Linked DNA regions of Homo sapiens: region 1 is linked to region 2. A link is a loop called in an ENCODE intact Hi-C map of the cell type or tissue named here. Cell type or tissue: endothelial cell of umbilical vein. All regions are shown on one strand. Each heading gives the region's core, and the rest is flanking DNA. Links, peaks and the distances in the headings are about the cores only. Region 1 overlaps PTPRE (protein tyrosine phosphatase receptor type E). Region 2 overlaps PTPRE (protein tyrosine phosphatase receptor type E).

Region 1 (9,762 bases), core at 3,141-8,140, 66 kb after region 2:
GGTTCTGGGTCTATAAACTGGCTCAAGTCTGGGAATTCATTGAGGAGCCACGACTCTCAGTTTTTATGATTTGAGTTGGACTTTTGTGCAGTTGACCTGAAAGTTTTATGCTTATACAGATCAGGTAAGAATTTAGTAGGCTTCCTATCTATTTCACTTTATTTATTTATTTATTTTTATTTTTTTGAGATGGAGTCTCCCTCTGTCACCCAGGCTGGAGTGCAGTGGCGCAATCTTGGCTCACTGCAAGCCATTCTCCTGCCTCAGCCTCTCAAGAAGCTGGGACTATAGGCGCCCGCCACGATGCCCGGCTAATTTTTTTGTATTTTTAGTAGAGATGGGGTTTCACTGTGTTAGCCAGGATGGTCTCTATCTCCTGACCTAGTGATCTGCCCGCCTCGGCCTCCCAAAGTGCTGGGACTACAGGCTTGAGCCACTTTGCCCGACCCTATTTCACTTTTAGAAACACGTGATTAACTAGCCAGTGCCATAGATCTACACGAGTCAGACCATTTTGATTGTTGCTTTGCTCTGCTGTACCTTACAGTAACTACATCCACCTTGCCTTTGACAGTTGAGTGCTGCCACTTGGCCCCTGCCACCCCAGGATCCAATTATCCCCATAGCATTTAAGTTTCCTAATTGAGTGACTGAGGTTCCCACTGTAAAGTCCAGCCTACAGAGAAGAGCAATCGCGGAGCTCTTCAGGGATGCTGGCACTCCCCCCAGAAATCTGTTTCTCAAGGTTTTGGTGAAAGACCAGTCTTCTGGACCCTCCTAGTGTGTGGGAGTTGGTTTTAAGTGACAAATCCACTCTAGCATTCCAGCCTCCCTAAGCCTCTGGATCCCTTCCTTTAAAGTAAACCAAAGGAGATCAGGCATCTCCAACTCAGTCATGGTGGACCATCTTTTGACCCACATTTCAGCCAACCAATAAAACAAACTGAGCCCCTCCCCAAATTCCCTGCGCTGCAGCATTAACTGCAGAATCTCTGCTCAGTGGGTCCATATCAATAAATTCAGTCGGCTCCCTTTATGTCTCTGTTAGTCCATACCCTTAATATCCACTCCCACACATGTTCCCCGAATTTCTGCTTGTATAAATTAGAAAACCAAAGTAGTTCTTTTAGAGTGTAACCACCTCCTCATGGGGCACACTGTGTACCTCACCTGTAGGGGCTGCTGGGACTTCAGTCTAGTTACAGTAGGTCTAGAAGGAAAGAGGGTTGGTGGGGGCGGGTCCAGAGATTCAGCACTGTCTTGCCTGGCAACTGGCTCAGGGGAGGCTGTGAGTCCCATCAGAGTTAATCCCCTCAGGCAGAGGTGGGATTTATTTCTGGGATAGGGGAGGTCACTTTTAGCAAATAAGACTCATCAGAATTTCTGAGCTCAATGTCTCTAGCCTCATCAAGGTCTCCCCACGTTTCCCCATCCCAAATTTCCGCAAAGCTGAGACTCAGCTTTCGCGGTAATTCAGTCAATCGAGGGACAAAGGCTTGTGTTTGATTTTCAGCAATTTCAGCCCTGTGGCTACGGGAGAGAAGATTCTGACCCAGGGCACATGTAGAAACTCAGGTCATTTATGTGAATACCGGAGCTCACCCCTTTCTCTCATCACTTGGTTTAGCCGTGCTAGGAGCAACCAATGAACGTGGCATATTCTTTGGTTTTCCTCAAATGTTCAAACGTATCAGGTATAAAGTCTCTAAATTATTTGCCTTTTATAAGTGGTGAATTAGGAGTATGGATGTATTTATTTTGCATATTTACAAACAGTAAGCACGTGATCTATCAGTGCTCTCTGCGCTATTAGAAGTAGAGTCTCCAGCATTTTTAGTTCTAAACAGGTTAGAGAGCCAATTCCAGAAACTCCAAAACCAAAAATTAAAATTGTTTCCTCTAGAACCACTCCTGGTACCAAAATCTGTATTAGCCAGGGTTCTCCAGAGAGACAGAACTAATAGAATATGCATAGCTAGATAGACACATGGGAAGGGATTTACTTGAGGGTTGGCTCAACCCTTCTAATTAGGGTTGGCTGAGAAGTCCCACAACAGGCCATCTTCAAGCTGAAGACCCTGGCACACTAGCAGCATGGTTCAGTCCAGGTCTGAAGGCTGCAGAACCAGCGAAGGTGTTGGTGAAATTCCCAGTCCGTGGCCAAAGGCCTGAGAACCAGGGGATGGATTGAGGGTGGGGCACTGGTGTAAGTTCTGGAATCCAAAGGCTGACAAGCCTGGAATTGTCCAGGGTCAGGAGAGGCAGGGTGTATCCCAGTTCCAGCAGACAGATCGACACAGTCACCTTTCCTGTTTTTGTCGTGTCTGGGTCCCCAGCAGATCGGATGTTGCCCATGCACACTGAGGGTGAACCTTCTCCACCTAATTCACTCAGGCTCAAATGCTAAATTCCTCTGGAAGGATATACTCCAAAATACTACACTACCAAGTTTTTAGGTATTCCTTAATCCTGTCAAGTTGGCACCTCAAATTAACCATCACAATGTAGGTGACTGGCTAAATAAACTGTGGTACCTCCGGACAATAAAATGCTATTCAGCGCTAAAAGGAAATGAACTATCAACTCATGAAAAGCCTGGGAAGAACCTTAAATGTGTATTATTAAGTGAAAGAAGCCAATCTGAAAAAGCTACATATTATATGATTCCAACCACATGACATTCTAGAAAAGGCAAAACTATGGAGACAGTAAAAAAATCAGTGGTTGCCAGGTTCACAGGGAGGGAGAATAAATGGATGGATCACAGAGGATGCTTAGGGCAGTAAAACCATTCTATATGACACGGCCATGGTGGATACATGTCATATATCTGTCCAAATGCATAGAATGTACAACACCAAGAGTGAGCCCCAACACAGACTATGGACTCTGGGTGATGATGACGTGTAGGATAATGAGAGTGGGGAGGCTGTGTGTGTGTAGGGTTAAGGGGCATATGGGAAATCTCTCTACCTTCCACTCAATTTTGCTGTGAATTTAAAATGCCCTAAAATAAAGTCTCTCTTAAACAAAAAAAAAGGAGGGGGTGATGGTGTGTGCACATCCCCAAGCTCAGGACTCTGTGCTGGTCTTCTAAGCCTAGGCTCACCCTTCCCCATCTGCTCTCCTGGGGGCCAACGGAGTGGCCCAACACACATCTAAGCATCTACAGGGCTCAAAAGCTTCAGCAGCTCTTCACCCCTCCTAGGAGAAAACCCAAACCCTTGGGCATGGCATGGGGCATCCTTCACGGTGTGGCTCGCATTTAGCTGATGGGCCTTTCCCATCTCACGTCCCATGCTGTCACATGAGAAGGTATTTATTGGGGGGTTGGCTCAACCCCTCTAATTAGGGTGGGCTGAGAAGTCCCACAACAGGCCTCAGTTTCCCCACTCCCTGACCTACTTCCCTGTACCCCAGAGACTCTGAACTTTGCCCATTACACAGGTCCAAGACAATGTCAGTTTCTCTTGTAGACTGAATTTTAAGTCCGAGATTTTTCTTGAGCTCATGTGCTCCAGTCCAGATTCTTTCCATAAAAGAACATGACAGGTGATGCCCTGGCAACCTGCAAGTCCCTCGGGTGGTCATGGTGGTCCAGGGAAAGGAGGCCTCCTTTAACATATGGGAGAATAGCCGGGCACAGAAAAGTTATGTAAGAGCATATCTTTTTAAAGCATACCTTTTAAACATTGTGAAAATTTGTCCAAAGACAAGGTAAAATGTCAGAGGCATCAGAGGATGTAAGCATTAAGAGATAAATAAAATGTAAACCCATGGGACAAACCTGAATTCTTCAGAGCAAGAGACAGACTTCTAACACACAGCATAGGGGAGAATGGGCCTCAGGGTGTGGCAACACCTCAACACTATTTCCTAACAGTTGAAGAAGACAATCAGGGGAGGTTTTCCTAGGAGAGGAGTTTTGAATGCACGTGAATCTGGCTCACTTTAGATAAACATACCTCTGAGAATTTTTATTTATTTTGTTTTCACATCTACACTTATTTAATTTTCCAAAACTAAAATATAACCTCTTTTCCAATCACTAAATAAATGTGATCACTGTATTATAAAAACAATTGAACAATGCACAAGAGTATTTTTTTTAAAGTCAAACTGAAGTGCTATCACATTTTCGTGGCTGTCCCATGGCGTAAACCCTTCTCTGTGTCTATGCAATTTTACACAAATCACACTATAAATGATATTTAAAAACATATAGCTTTTTTTTTTTTTTTTGAGACAGGGTCTCATTCTGTCATCTAAGCTGGAGTGTAGTGGCACAATCATGGTGGCCTTGCCCTCCTGAGCTCGAGGGATCCTCCTGCCTCAGCCTCCCCAGTAGCTAGGACTACAGTCACAAGCCATCACATCTGGCTTTAGTTTTTAGCAGAGCCAGGGTCTCACGATGTTGCCCAGGTTGGTCTCGAACTCCTGGGCTCAAGTGATCCTCCCACCTCAGCCTCTCAGAGTGCTGGGATTACAGACACGAGCTGCCGTGTCCTGTGATTCCTTGTTTCTTTTCTTCCTACTCCTCCCCTTTTCTGTACCCACTTTCACTCTATGCCTCTATGCAGTCTTTGTGACCTGCAGTGTGTCTGCACACACCTTTGTCCCTGTACCCACAATTACAGATGAGCAAGTGTGCACAGGTGCAATGTGCAAGCGCATCTTGCTCTTCTCTCTTACCAATGCGGGGTGGAAATCCCTCCCTGCCAGCCTGCGAGGTCTGATGAATATCTCCCAGGGGCTGCAGACTGCTCCATGATGCAGATGCAGAATCAATCTCTTTTCAATCTTTCCCTGTTGACAGGCCTTGCCATTATAAATTTAGTGTTTTATTTTTTGCCGCAATAAACATCCTTGTATATATATCCTTACTTATTTGCCCCAAAATGAGGGCTGAGAGTTCTTTTTCTTCCTAGGCCCTTGAGCAGGATCGGCCACATAGTAAGTTATCAATATCAGTGAAATGGTATATACACGAATAGCCATTCATTCTCCAAGCATTTTGATGTGTGTTTTCTCTTTGTACTTGGGCCCTGAAAGGAAGATTCAGAAGAAGGAAGTCATGCAGCCTGCACCCCTTGCTGGCCTCAGCCAGAAACAAACTCCCAGGTGCTTCTCTGACAGGCACTTCCTGACCCCACAGCATCTGACCTTCTTCTCCAGCCACCTCCTATGCTCTGCTGTGCTCCTCCTGGATCTACTCCTGGCCCATCTTCACCTCAAGGTGCCAGATGCAGCCACACACCAATGCCTCTCAGAGACCCACAGAGAGCTCTGTAGGGGATACTCCATGGAGTCATAGTAGGTCAAAGGCAGAACATCCTGAAATGGTGATTTACAACCTTTTCTTCATGAGCTACAATATGCACGACCAGAAGAGAACTCCATGATGTCAGCGACCCCACAGGGGTTAGCAACGATGAAGGATAAAACAGAGAATGTATTTCTGTGTCCATTTGCCTCAGAACAAGCAGAGGAGGAGAGAGGGGTGATGAATCTTGAGGAGGAAAACATATCACTGAGAAAAACCAAATGACCTGTTGGCCCGCCCTTTGGAGCCTTGAGAGGAAGAAAGCCCTGCTCAGCCCAAACATCTCACACTCACAGGCCTCTCTGAATACCCTGGGGACATATGACCTACTTCCCTGAGAACATGTCATAACAGTGAGTCTTTGGATCACTGCCAAACCCCATTCCTGTAGAGGAAGGTGACACACGCTCCATACATCAGCTTCCTTTGAAGCATGGCATTCATTGTTTGTGACATTTGTTCTGAGACAGAGGCCTCCTCAAAGGAGAGCCCAGAGCAGACAGTAAGACACAGGTGTCCACAGGCAAGGAGCCCAAAGTCTGGCTGGCATGTTGCCTTGGGCTTCAGATATGAGGTCAGGCACAGAGGCCTTTTCTCCTCTACCTGCTTGCCCTGGAAGATTCTCCACATTGAGTTGCCAGTTCCGCAAGTCACCCCTCTCACCCCCATGTATGAATGTTGCTACAGCAGCACAACTAAGCAGGGAATGATCTTAAAGACTGTCTAATCCCAGATCCATATTCACTCTTTAGTCCAATAACTTCGAAAACCAACCAGGTACTGGGCACTGCACTAAGCTCTGGATGTGCAGGGGAAGGGTGAGGAAGCTGGAGGGTCTTTCCTGAGGTCCAATGAAGGAGATAGGCTTATAAACAGATCCATGCCACAAGGCACTCCTGGCCCATGACAGTCACAACGATCCATCCCTAGCCTTCTCTTCCTTTCCCCCATTATTTTGATAGAAGGTGCCACCATCCCCCCAGCTGTCCAGCCCACTGGGGGTCACTCTAGATGCCGCCCTCTTTTTCCCCACACATCTAAAGAACAGTCACTGATTCCTGATCTTCAGGCTTTCTAAAAATGTGTGGAATCTGCCCACTCTCTCCATCTCATTGCCACCTACCTAATTTTATGCCACTATCTTCTTTCACTGCAACAACCCCCTAGCTAGTCTCTTGCTTCCAGTCTTGTACCTACACCAGCCTGCTATCCACGTGGAGCCACAGAGATCTTTCAAATACACAGTTCCATTTGTCACTCTCCTGCTCAATCTCCTCAAATGACCTTCTATTATGTGCAAAATCCTTATAGGGCCTTCATGATCCAGTTTCTGCCTACTTTTCTAACCTCACTAACCTATCCATCCATCTATCCACCCATCCATCCATCCACTTATCCATCCATCCATTTATCCATCCATCCACCCATCCATCCATCCATCCATCCATCCATCCATCCATCCATCCATCCGTCTGTCCATGTATCCATCCATCTGTCCATCCATCCATCCACTTATCCATGCATGCATCCATCCATCCATCCATCCATCCATCCACATATCCATCCATCTGTCCATCGTCCATCCATCCATCCACCCACCCACCATTTAGCCATTCAATCAATATTTATCAAGTACCTCCCAGAGGTGCTCATCCATCCCTGACTATCATGCTGCATGTGACACAACAGCTGTGGTCTTCCTCTTAATTCTCAGTCCTACTTTATACCCCAGTTCTGGTCCCTGGATTCTTATCAGGCCCTCTGAGCAGTAATATTCCCTGGACTTCAGTCCTTCCAGCAGCAGAACCATGATTTGCTGCCACTCTCCACCCTGGCCGAAAGTCAAAGCTTGGCCATTGGCTGACTCACATCCCTGACAGGAGCAACTTTGTGTGCCCTTAGGTTCTGTCGTGCACAAATGCCCCACTTGTTGGGCCAACACTATTGCTTCTAATTAGACTTCCCAGCCCCAATGCCCATAGGAACTACTTCCTCCTCCTTCCACCCAGAGTCCACAGCCAGGTCAACCCACACACACTCATACACCATGCCCAATACTGCCACCCCAGCAGTGGGCACGGTCATTCCAGTCTGCCTGTCCAGCTCGTGAGGAACAGGCCTCCTTAGCTCTGTTCTGAGACTAGCAAATGTGAGGCTGGGAAGGTCTGGAATTAAGAGAGTTTGGAGAAGACCAATAAAATCCCCTTGGGAAGTGCTGACCAACTGCAGAATAAAGTGGCTGAGTCTCTCCAATACCATCTGCCTGAGCAAATGAAATCAGAGTCACCTCAGCTGCCCTGGAAGCCTCCTGCGCATTCCAGGCAGCAGAACTTCTGGGGCTTGGGGTGTTGGTGGGTGGAGCTTCCCCATGACCACCGCATTGTCTCACTGTGGGTGGGGTCTTCACCGACCTTCCTTCAACCTAGACTCAGAGGCTCAGGTAGCCGTCTCCCTCCTGCATGGGAGAAGACGACGGGAAAGTTCTCGCATGCACAGACAAAGAGCTGCAGGAACTCATGGAGCCCCAGTGCCTTCCAGGCTGGTGGCAGAGACACTCTAGGAGAGGATTAGCAACCTACTCCTCAACTCGAGGGTTACAGGGAGTGTGAGAGACTGGCAGCCAGGCAAGTTTGGGGGTTCCTTATAAATAATTTTAAAAATCATCTTGAAACAATCCAGATTTTTAGAGATGAACAAATACCACTGTGACGCTCAGAAAAACAAATTTATGAAAAGTTGCTATCGACAAGAGCACTTTTTACTCTGAACTACACATTTAGGAATGATTTCCTTACATGACCTCTGGAGTTTAAACAGTCTTACTGTTTTCATTAGACAGGATGTGTGGATGTCTGGCAGAGCTGGGAAGAGAAGAATAAAACACATGAAAACAGTGTTGGTGTTTCCATGAGATCAAAGAGATAAGAAAGTCACCGGTTTCCTGGCCCACGTGATTAAAATTGCTTCCGAGTCTCAACAGTGCCATGGTTTTATGATAACAGATGCGGCCCTGAAATTCCTGCTCTTGTATGAGTTTTTTAAATTGTGGTAATGTACGTGTAAAATGAAATTGAACATTTCAACCCTTTTTGAGTGTACAGTTCAGGGGCATTACGTGCATTTACACTGCTGTGCAACCATCATCACTACCTCGCCCCAGTACTTCTTCCTCTTCCCAAACTGAAACTCTGTCCCTCTTAAACATAACCCTCCATCCCTCTCTCTCCAGCCCCTGACACCCACCATTCAACTTTCTGTCTCTACAAATTTGACTACTCTAGGGACCTCATGTGAGTGGAATCATACAGTATTTGTCTGTGTGTAACTGGCTTATTCCACTCAGTACGTCTTCCAGGTTCATCCGTGTTGCAGCAAATGAGAGGAGCTCCTTCCTTTTTAGGACGGAACAGCATTCCATTGCATGTATGACCACATTTTGGTTATTCATTCATCCCTTGATGGACATTTTGTAGGATTTGGTTTTTAACCTAAAGACAAAGGATCAAGTTGAGTGCCCACAAAGGCATAGCTTTGTTAGTTGATTTGCTTTATAAATCGAGGATGTCGTACAATTTAAAGAAAAACATACTTTAAAAATTTCATTTTAGACAGGTTGATGAACAGCACCCAAACCTCTGATCACCTTTCCTCAACATTCTTCCGTTTCTGATAGTGATTAGAGCCTCAGTTTGCTAGCAGATGGAGACAGATTCCTTGGTTCCCTGTGCTTAAACCATCTACCTGGATATCACAGCTCTCCTTCTGTTTCTCTCATTCTCATTTCTCTGACATCGTGGTCTCCAGCTTCCTTCCATGGCAAGTGACACTCGAAATGCTCTTGACTGGACTATAGGAGGCTTGCCCTGCATTTCAGGGGAGGCTGACCTATTTTTTTTTTTCTATGAGATAAAAAGACATTCAGCTCTGCAGATAAACATCAATATTTTGCCTGTTTTCTTTGCCTTTTCCCTTACCAGTGACACAGTCTGGGCCACACTGATGAGATCAAGGGTTGCCCAACTTCTCACTGGTGGCTCTGCCCTGGGCCCAGCCCTCACCTGTCCCCTACTCTGCAAATCAGAGTGAGGGATTCGGGGTTTGTGGCCACAAACCAAGGAAGCCTGGATGTACAGATCAAGGCTTCAGGAGCATCAGTGGGAGCTTTAGTGAGATGGAGGGGGTGGGAGTTGTATTGTAGAAAGAGCAGGGGAATGGAGATCTGGAAGTAAATAAAAAACCAAGAATGGTTATTTCTTTTATCAATCAAGGTGGAAAACTGGCTGTCCAGAAACCAAGTGCGGCTAGGAAATGGCTCCTATTTAGCCTACCTGGTGTAAGATTTGTTTACATTCATTGTTTATATTTTTAAATTGTAGCATTTCACACAAAAATCTAGGTGCTCAGCTTCTCTTGAAAAATCAGAAGACGTGCTCCTGTGA
Region 2 (9,762 bases), core at 2,354-7,353:
ATGTTTCTCCACCTGGGGGCTGGGGGTGCCTGGTTAACATAAGAGTACAAATTTACTGTAACAGAAGCTGCAAATTGGGTCCCGCTGACTAAATGTGACCTGTATTACTGGGTTTGACCTGTTCTGTGTTTTGAAAGTTTTACATTTTTTGAAAAGCTGTAATTACATAGAGTTAAGTGCATGGGCCTTAAGCCTACGGTATGATGAGTTTGGGCAAATGTCTGCTGCAGACCCCCATATGGTCCATGCCCTGGTCCCCTGGAGGAACATCTGTCACTATCCTAGACACCTCCTTCTTGTCCCTTTTCAGTCTACCAAAAAGTCCCCTCCTGCAACCCCAGGAAGCCCACACCATTCTGATCTCCACCTCCAGAGAAGATGCCCTTGCCTGCCCTTGAGCTTCCTCTAAGTGGAAACACGCAGCTCGTGTCCTAAAGCTTCTCTAGTGCCACAGGCTTCAAGGCCCATCCGCTTTCTCATGGGCACCGCAGCCCATTCCTTTGGACTGCAGAACAGCATACAGTCATGTGATTGTGCTGCCATCTGCTCTCCAGCTCTCCCCTTTTATTTATTAGTTTTAGAGACAGGGTCTTGCTCTGTCCCCCAGGTTGCAGTGCAGTTGCAAGATCATAGCTCACTGTAACCTCGAATTCCAGGGCCCAAGTGAGTAGCTGGGACTACAGGCATGTGGCACCATACCTGGCCAATTTTTAATTATAAGATGAGCTCAGCTGGACGTGGTAGCTCACGTAATCCCAGCACTTTGGGAGGCTGAGGCGGGTGGATCACGAAGTCAGGAGATCAAGACCATCCTGGCTAACACGGTGAAACCCCATCTCTACTAAAAATACAAAAAATTAGCTAGGTGTGGTGGCGGGTGCCTGTAGTCCCAGCTACTCAGGAGGCTGAGGCAGGAGAATGGTGTGAACCCAGGAGGCGGAGCTTGCAGTGAGCCGAGATCACGCCACTGCACTTCAGCCTGGGCGACAGAGCGAGACTCCATCTCAAAAAAAAAAAAGAGGTCTTCCTATGTTGTCCAGGCTGGTCTTCAACTCCTGAGCTTAAGCGATTCTTCTGCCTTGACCTCCCAAAGTGCTGGGATTATAGGCGTGAGCCACGAGGCCCGGCCCCATTCTCCTCTTGATACACATTTGAGTTGTTTCAGTTAGTTTGCTCTTATAAACAAAGCTGCTATGAATGCTTGGGTACAGGTCTTTGCTATGAATGCTTGGGTACAGGTCTTTTTGTGGACACATTTCTTCATGTATTTGGGGTCAACAACCGTAAGTGGAATTTCTAGGTTGGAAGAGGAAGTATATATGTTTACAAAGGTTTTAAATTAGTTTGAAATATTTAGAATCAGAGGAGTCCACATGAAAGTCTGGAGATCTGTCTTCTCTCGGGAAGACCGGGTGTGGCATGCACTCTTGTGTGACCCTCTGGGCTGGTCCCTGAGCTTGCAGAGTGTCAGCATGGCCCCCACCCCATCCCATTCCCAGCCATGTCATCTCCACTGTCTCCTTCCTACCAGCCTGGGGCTGCAGTTCCACAAATGGACGCCCAGCCACAGGGTTTGGGTTTATAGTGGCTCGTCAAATGCAGAGGGCTCCGCTGACCACCCCCAGTGCCCTCACTGGGAGCGCCAACAAGCCAAGGTGAAGCTGGGGTTGAGACGGGGGATGGGGGATTGCTGATTTTTTTTCTTCCTGACTCAAAGCAACAACTTTTAGTAAATTCCAAGTGAAATGCTTCCTTTTCCAGGCCCCCACTATTCAAAGTTGTGGGAGAATTTTTAATTTGGTTCAGTCTTCCTTAATATGCTGCAGATACACAGATTTTAATCTTCTTTTATTAAAAATAAATCCGCCCTCCTCGCATGGGTCTCTTGTGTAAATATCTAATTAGGGCAAAAGCTTGGCCCAGCCCAACAGGGGTGTGTCAATGTCCCCCTCGATACACGCCGTTTGAAGGAAGAGACTTCAAAGAATTGCCCCCATCTTCTGAAGAATGTTAATTGGGCCAAACAATGTGCATGCATTATTTATAACTGCTCCTCCGGTTGTTTGGGAGAACATTTGACCCCAAATTGCAACTAAGGAGAGAACGCTCCATATTTTATAACTCAGAGAAGCTGCTTCACAACCTCCCTGGACACCCCAGCTGTGAGGGGACGCACCCTCTGCCAGTGCCTGGAGGGGACCTGTGGAGCTGGGGTCCCTGCCAAAGCCCTGGTCCTCATCAGACTTGTTAGGGTGGTGCATCTCCTGCTTTGCCAGCCAGTCTGGGACGGAGGATCAGAATCCTCATCTAGAACAGAGATGACCACGACCCAGAGAGGACAGGCAATTTGGCCTGAGGCACACTTCAAGAGAATGGCAGAGGTAGGGGCACATTGGGTCTTGTCTAATTCCGTGGTAGCCTCCTGCACGCACACATGCATGCATTCCACTACTTACTGGCACCTACTTGCATTCAAAGGTGAACACAACAAACACAGCCCTGCCTTCGGGAAACTCCCTCTACACACTGTCTTAGTCAGCCCAGCTGCCATAACAAAATATCTTAGACTGGGTAAACAACAGAAGCTCCTCACAGTTCTGAAAGCTGAGAAGTCCAGGATGAAGGTGCCAGCGGATGTGGTGTCTGGGGAGGGCCCTCTGCCTGTTCAAGACCTTTTTGCTGTGTCCTCAACAAATAGGTCCCCTGGAGCCTATTTTGTAAGGGCACTAATCCCATTCAAGAGGGCTCCACCTTCATGACCTAATCACCTCCCAAGGCCCCGCCTCCTCAACCCAGCACATTGGTGATCAGATTTCAGCATATAAATCTGGGGGGGGACACAGACATTCAGATCATAGCACATCCCTCCTCTGTCTACCATGTGACCGTTTAAAGGATTGCTTTTCTCAGCAGGTGCTGCCCCTTAAAGCTGCTGTCCATCAAACTCCTTTCTACTAGCAGCCCCCAGTGGCGCTCCAAGATAGGATTCTCCCTCCATTTCTAGATTATCCCAACAGGTTTCCTAACAGATCCCCCCAGCTATTTGTTTTGACCGCACACATTGAGAGCTGCAGGGCAACTTTATGTTTCCTCTACTCACGACTTCGGAGAACACTCTCTTTGCCACCCTCGACCCAGCTAACCGATGAGTTTCCATTTGGTAAGGCTACACACTTGAAGTAATACAGTTCCAGGGTTACGTTTTTCTTTACTGACACTCTGTTGGTAAACTACAGTCAACAGCATGTAATTATAGAAAATTATAATGCAGCACAGCAGTAACCCAAAAAGCTACCCTTTGGGAGTATTTTATTAAATAGACTCTTCTCTTTAATAGAAAATTCATGCCAATTTCATAACATGGCTTGCTCTCACAGTGGGAAGCACTACGGCGCTCATGAATTTTTAAAGAAATGCTGATTTTACTGACCAAGAGCCAGTAATAGAAATGTGTTTATTTGTTTAACAAATATTTACTGACTGTCTTCTGGATACAGAGCAGGGAAGGAGGCCTTGTTTAATTAACCAGATTCGACAACCTTGCTGCCTTCCAGGGATTTCTAGTCTAACTGGGAGACCACACTCCCCTGAAAAAGACTTCAGTGGGTTCAAGGTAGGGTTGTGGGGAGTGGCTGGTGCCAACCTTTTGAAAAATTACTGGAATCCTTGTATTTGACATAGGTGTCCTAGGTGCTGAATATGCCACCAGAGCTAGCCCCCACCTCTGCTCTTGTGAAGCTCCCAAGGACAGGAAATGATGCCTCGTCCATGCCTAGCAAGTAGCAGGTGCACCTTAATGACTCCTGAGCTGAGCAGAAACCCAGGCGTTCAACAGCACAGCTGTTAGGACAAAGCTGATGGCATGAGCCTCTCTCCCAAGGCTGGGTGGGTGCCTCGCTGCCATGGTGAGGAGCTTCATCTGGGGCTTCTCAGCAAAGCAAGGGTAGCAGGTGACACTGGATATTTACTAGCTCAGGCTCATGGGGAGGATGGGCCAGACCTCACAGGTGCAGGGCAAGGAGAAGTTTGGTTTATTGGCCAGGAAGTTGCTGGACTCTTGAGTGACCACAAGGTCAGATCTATCCTGGAGCATTTTATTGCCCTAAAATCACCCTTGAGTTGCAAAGGTGAGTTGCATTGGGAGGCTCCAGGAGGCGGCCAGCACTCTGAAAAGAGCCCCAACACAGGAGACAGGTGGACCTGGATTCACACCTGGGCTCACAATCTTGTCACTCTGAGCCAGGAGACAGGTGGACCTGGGTTCACACCCGGGCTCACAATCTTGTCACTCTGAGCCAGGAGACAGGTGGACCTGGGTTCACACCCAGGCTCACAATCTTGTCACTCTGAGCCAGGAGACAGGTGGACCTGGGTTCACACCTGGGCTGTCTATCTTGTCACCCTGGGCATGTCATCTGTCTCTTAGAGGTTTTTCCCTTCTCTGATCTTGGGACAGTTTCCGCCCTTAGGATGGGTGAGGACACAGGTGGACTCTCTGGCCCAGGTTCTGCTCTGAGCTGGTGGGAGGGGGACAGTGACAGCCACATTCCAGGTGTTTAGGCCACCGCCTGTGAACTGGCACGTGTGAGGCACCCACAGTTGCTGAGCTTGGCTGGGCACCAGCCATGGCACCCTCTTGGGGTGGAGGGGGGAGCCCCTAGGATGCTCACAGCCCAACAGGACAGATAGAGGAAGCATAGAGTGACAGGAGTGTCCTAAAAGGAATTTCTAGTGAAATGGTGTTATAACTTTGCATTTTATGGGCTCAACTTAGCACCTGAATTTGGAAGCATTAGGGATGGGGTCGGGCTACGGGGACGCTTCCGCGCATGCGCCAAGCTTGAAGCCCGGGTGCTATGCCAGAGGTGACCAGAAGGTGGCACCGTCGGGTAAGCCACAGGAACGTCTACCGCGCACCCGCCTGGTGCGCCCAGGCCACGCTCAGAACCTTCCTAACCCGCGCCTCCTCCGGGGTCCCCCAGTCACCTCAACCAGTATCCTTGCAGGATCACTCTAGAAACGTAACCACTTCACCAATGCCCAAACATTTGTTCTTAAATAGCTTTTCCTCTCCATTCACTCGCCGTGTTACAGTGATTAATTAGGAACTAGCATTCTAAGATTCATCTGAATTCCCAAAAGTCATCCTCACACCCATGTCCCAGCCTGGAATTTTACAATCTGTGGGTCTGTTATCTCTACCCCAGCCAAGAAATTTAACACCCAAATGGACTTTTCTTGCCTAGAATGACAGAGAGAATTACCCATTAAACCGCATGCCATGTTCAGGAAATTGGCTTTCTTCCCACGGAATCGATTCTTCCATAAATATTAAAATTAATTATTCTGGAGACTATAACTCAAAGTATGTACAAATGAAGTGTCATGCTTAGGACAGGGGTGGCAATTCAGGAAGACGGGTGGCTCCTGGGACACGAACCTTCTGCCTGCCTTCCGCTTAATGGATGGGTTACCAGCTGTTTAAGGAACCAGGGTTTAAGGCCGGGAGCAGTGGCTCACGCCTGTAATCCCAGCACTTTGGGAGGCCGAGGCAGGTGGATCACGAAGTCAGGAGATCAAGACCATCCTGGCTAACACGGTGAAACCCCATCTCGACTAAAAATACAAAAAATTAGCCGGGCGTGTCCGCGGGCACCTGTAGTCCCAGCTACTCAGGAGGCTGAGGCAGGAGAATGGTGTGAACCCGGGAGGCGGAGCTTGTAGTAAGCCAAGATCGCGCCACTGCCCTCACTGCCCTCCAGCCTGGGCGACAGAGCGAGACTCCATCTCAAAAGGAAAGAAAAGAAAAGAAAAGAAAAGAAAAGAAAAGAAAAGAAAAGAAAAGGAACAGGGTTTGACGGTTGTGGCTGGGGATCTAAAGTTGAGAGGAGAAGGAAGTAGGAGAGAGAAAAAGGCAGAGAGCACTGGGCTGGGAACCGCATGGTCTCTTCCCTGACCTGGTGGTGATGGGATCTGTGCCCCGGCAAAGGGAGGAGTTCTCATATTTCTCAGGCAAGAAAAAATTTCAATTCCCCAAGCCAAGCTATTCTCTGCTGTCTTTAGCAAAGGCTGGGCATACCTCAACCACCAGGCTTCAGAGTCCCTGGGCTCTGCCATTTTCTGTGTGTGGGCGCTCATGTACATTTGGCAACCTATAAAATGGGAAGTAATCTCTGGTGTGAGAACAGAGGGGCTACAAACCACCCCCACTCAGGTATCCAGGCTGGAAGGGCTGGGGACAAGTCGGCCTGGTTTACGGCCAGCAAAGGGCCTGGCACCCAGGGGCTGCCCAGAAGGACTTGAGGGATGAATAAGTGAGTGAGTGAATGAATGAATGAATGGCCCTCATCACTGTAAGATGTTCTATAAATAGGGTGACCACGTGCCCCTGTGAGTTCCAGACCATCTCAGCTCATGGTCATTGCTCAGTGCAATTATCAGTCTTGCCTGCTTTCTCTCATAAGGGTCAGGGCTTGGACGGTGACTCATATGTCCCCCTGACTCCTGGCCATGGAGGGGGGTGAGGCCACCACTCAGAAACAAGAGAGAAATGTTGTTGTCTTCATATGAAACGAGACTACAATTATGTGCTAAATAAATTTCCTCCATTTCATTGGTGATATTTAAACAATGAAGGAGCTGGGAAAGCCCAAGTTTTAAAACCTAAATGACTGAATTCTTTTCAGCATCTTTCAGGGCTGTCCTTTGCAGCACACGCACTGCAAAGAGCCTGGGCCACAAGTTCAGGACGACCCGAGCTCCAGTCCACCAGCCGTGTAGCTCTGGGCCAGCTCTTTCCGGCTCAGAGTAAAACAGGCACAATAGTGACCTCGCTGCACCTCGGGGGAAGCTCCACAGGGAAGAAGCATGCCCTTGGCACTGGCTGGCACACAGGGGGCCTTTGCAAATGTCAGCTCCGTGCCCTGAAGCAGAGACCAAGTCTCACAGAACCTGCCGCACCCTTCAGCTCTCCCCGAGTTGTTCACGAACACAAGAAAACATCCCTGATCTCTCAGGAATTAACAGAACATCAAGCTCACCTGCCGTTGATGTTTTACCCTTTTCTGGAATGTAAACAAACACTTTAAAATATGTTGGCTCAAAGGCAACCAAACGAGAAGGCAACAAAATCCATTTTATTTCTCTTATTATGCACTGACATTCCTGAGCAGGAGACGGAAATTTAAAGGGGACCCCAATTTTCAGTCCCAAAGATATGAACCTCCAGAATGTGCAGGCTGCTGGACAGTGAGACCCCTCCTGGATGCTGCAGCTCCCAGCTGCCAGGAGAAAAGGTGCTTCTGTGGCTTGCGGTGACAGCCAGCACCATGTTGGAGGTGACACTGTAGCTGGCCGGGCCTCCAGGACTGAGTTTCCAAGCAACCCCTGACTGACAAGGTGCACTCCTGGTAAGATTTGCAGGAAACAAAGTAACCCAGCCCCAGCCAGACCAGAGACTCCTCTCTCTGTCTCTCTGTCACTTCTGGGACTTAGCACTGGGCACTGAATTCATGCAGGTTTGTTGATTGACTGACTGGCTGCATTCATCAGTGACAGGAGGAGCAGGGGCCCTGGCAGGATGAGGACACAGGCTGGATGCCTGGAGGCTTTGGTGCATTTATTCAGCTGATGTGCTTCTGAGAAAGGGCTGGCAGCTCTGTGCCCCTGATCCTGCGTCTCCTACTTCTTACATCCTTGAGTCCTGGCCGGAATTACCACAGTAGATTCTGGGAAGACGTGACTTGCAGGAGTTGAGAAAGACCAGGTGTGTCGGGCTCCTTCCCATACCAAAAGCAAAGGCGGGATGCTCCACTAGCCCAGGCTGGCTGTCTCCCAGGAAATACCACCCCCAACTCCAGAGTCCCCTGACCTACTAGAATAAAGGGGATATTGATCAACTGGGTTTAGAAACCCGGGACTGGCTGTTTGACATTATCCCTGGCTACTGAAACTTTTGCTAAGCATCTCTAGGATTTCTCTCCTTGATGGGAGGCTTTTTCAGGTCCAGAGAGAGCTTGGCATCCCAGGGACTTTATCTCACCTTCCAGAAGCTCCAGGAGGAGGCCAGAGGTGCAGTGTGAATGCCCTGAGGCTGCAAAGGCACCTGGAGGGAGGGAGGGAGGGAATGAGGGAGAGAGGGAGGGAGGGTGAAAGGGAGGGAGGGAGGCGAGGGCGGACGAGCCAGCGGGGCTGCAGACAGAGATGGTGGATGCACTGTTTCCCTTGGGCAGTTTTCCCAGGGGCATGTACCCTGGGCAGGGGACTCTGCAGACAGGCACACGTGGCGTGGTGCCTCCTGTGCCTCCCCAGTGGTGAGAGATGCCTTCTTCCTGGAGGAAGCTGACTACCAGCCCCAGTGCAACCCCTGTAAGCAGCAGGTGTGATGAGAAGCTCGGGGTTCCATCCCTAAGTCAGTATTGGGATGTAGGAGGGTTTATCAATGTAGGAACAAGGTGTGTGAGGCAGAAGGTGCCCTCTTATTTCAGAGACAATCATGTACAGAAGCCGAGCAAGTTGCACAGATGAGCAAAAGTCAAGATGCGGATGCTGATCAGGGCATGATGTCTTCATGGCGCTTTCTCTACAGAACACATCTGATCCCAAAGCAGCTCTCTGAGACAGTACAAGACTCTCATGGTGCCTGCCTTCCAGCTGTGCACACTGAGGATCAGAGAGGTTAAGTAATCTGCCTAAGGCTTCTCAGCTGGTAAAACGGCAGAGCCTGAATTCAAATCCCAGCAGTGTGAAAGCAACCAGACTTCAGAAACCCACATCTCCAGGGTCATAGCTCATAAGACGTGGGAATTATTCTGAAACATTGTAAGATTTTATCGGGACAAGTATGGGAAGCTCTATTGAAACAGACAAACATCCCCTTTCAGGATAAATGGACACACATTTTGTAAATTCCAGAAATCCATTGGAAATATTTACTTTAACTCCTCCCCCTACCCAAATAATATCCATGGATTATTTTGGCACTAACAGAGGTTAATACTGTGTGGTTTGTGGATTCTAAACATCTCCACTCAGAACTTAATTTTAATTCTGGCCTACCTGGAAAAACCCTTGCGTCATTAAAATAAGTGCTTCATAAATATTTGTTCAAGGAGTGAATGAACTAGCCAAAAGGTTTATGAAAAAAGGTTGGAGTTGAGCAGTATTTTTCCCCCACCCAGGTCTCTATAAACACTCAGCCACATCCCCTCAAATATTTATCAATGTAGAGCCACAGAATTGTATGTCTTTTGAGAGAGAACCCCTTGCTTGGTTACTTAAAAAAAAGAGAGAGAGAGAAACCTCAAAATAAATATATGTCACAATCTTCTAGAAAATCAGGTAATGGGAAAATAGGAAATAGGCAGTGAGAGTTTGAGTTTATTCAATTGTGCTTAGCAATGTTCAGGTCAAATAAGAGTTGACCTGACTAGGAGCCGTGGAGTTGTACTTGAGCTGTATCAAACTCTGGTGTCGTTTTTGAGCAAAGAGTATCATTTTATTTGAAATTCAGTGACAATGGGGAGGTTGGAAGGAGGAGAGAGAATACTTTATGGCAGAGCCATGACAGAAATACTTTTCTTCTGGTATAAAAGAGTCTTTTGTGGGACTTGACACCATCTCTGGGGTGCAGGAAAGGCCCCTTCATTCACCCGGACTATGTTTTCTCTATTCTTTTATCCCCCCAAATGTTTATGGGTCTCCTTGCTGCTGTACCCCAGGTCTGGCAGAGTCAGGCAAACAAAGACAAAAACATGATCCCTG

Evidence for each region. A loop is a pair of places that touch in the nucleus more often than their neighbours do. Peaks named below come from ENCODE experiments on the same cell type or tissue, not always from the same donor. Only the 100,000 strongest peaks of a DNase experiment are listed, where the experiment ranks them.
Region 1: it touches region 2 in a loop (5-fold over the local background); 1 of 110 quality-filtered maps calls a loop at or near these places.

Annotation. Positions count from the first base shown.
Region 1 is chr10:127,941,501-127,951,262 of GRCh38, reverse strand. The region is part of intron 1 of PTPRE (protein tyrosine phosphatase receptor type E); the gene reads right to left. Among named protein-coding and RNA genes, the nearest start is that of PTPRE-AS1, 12 kb to the right of the region's middle. In endothelial cell of umbilical vein, for the core only: no CTCF peak of the experiment used is centred there; a DNase peak (open chromatin) is centred at 5,702; H3K27ac peaks cover 4,625 bases.
Region 2 is chr10:128,006,629-128,016,390 of GRCh38, reverse strand. The region is part of intron 2 of PTPRE (protein tyrosine phosphatase receptor type E); the gene reads right to left. Among named protein-coding and RNA genes, the nearest start is that of AS-PTPRE, 51 kb to the left of the region's middle. In endothelial cell of umbilical vein, for the core only: a CTCF peak has its summit at 4,872 (motif pointing right); DNase peaks (open chromatin) are centred at 2,540, 4,860 and 6,480; H3K27ac peaks cover 1,181 bases.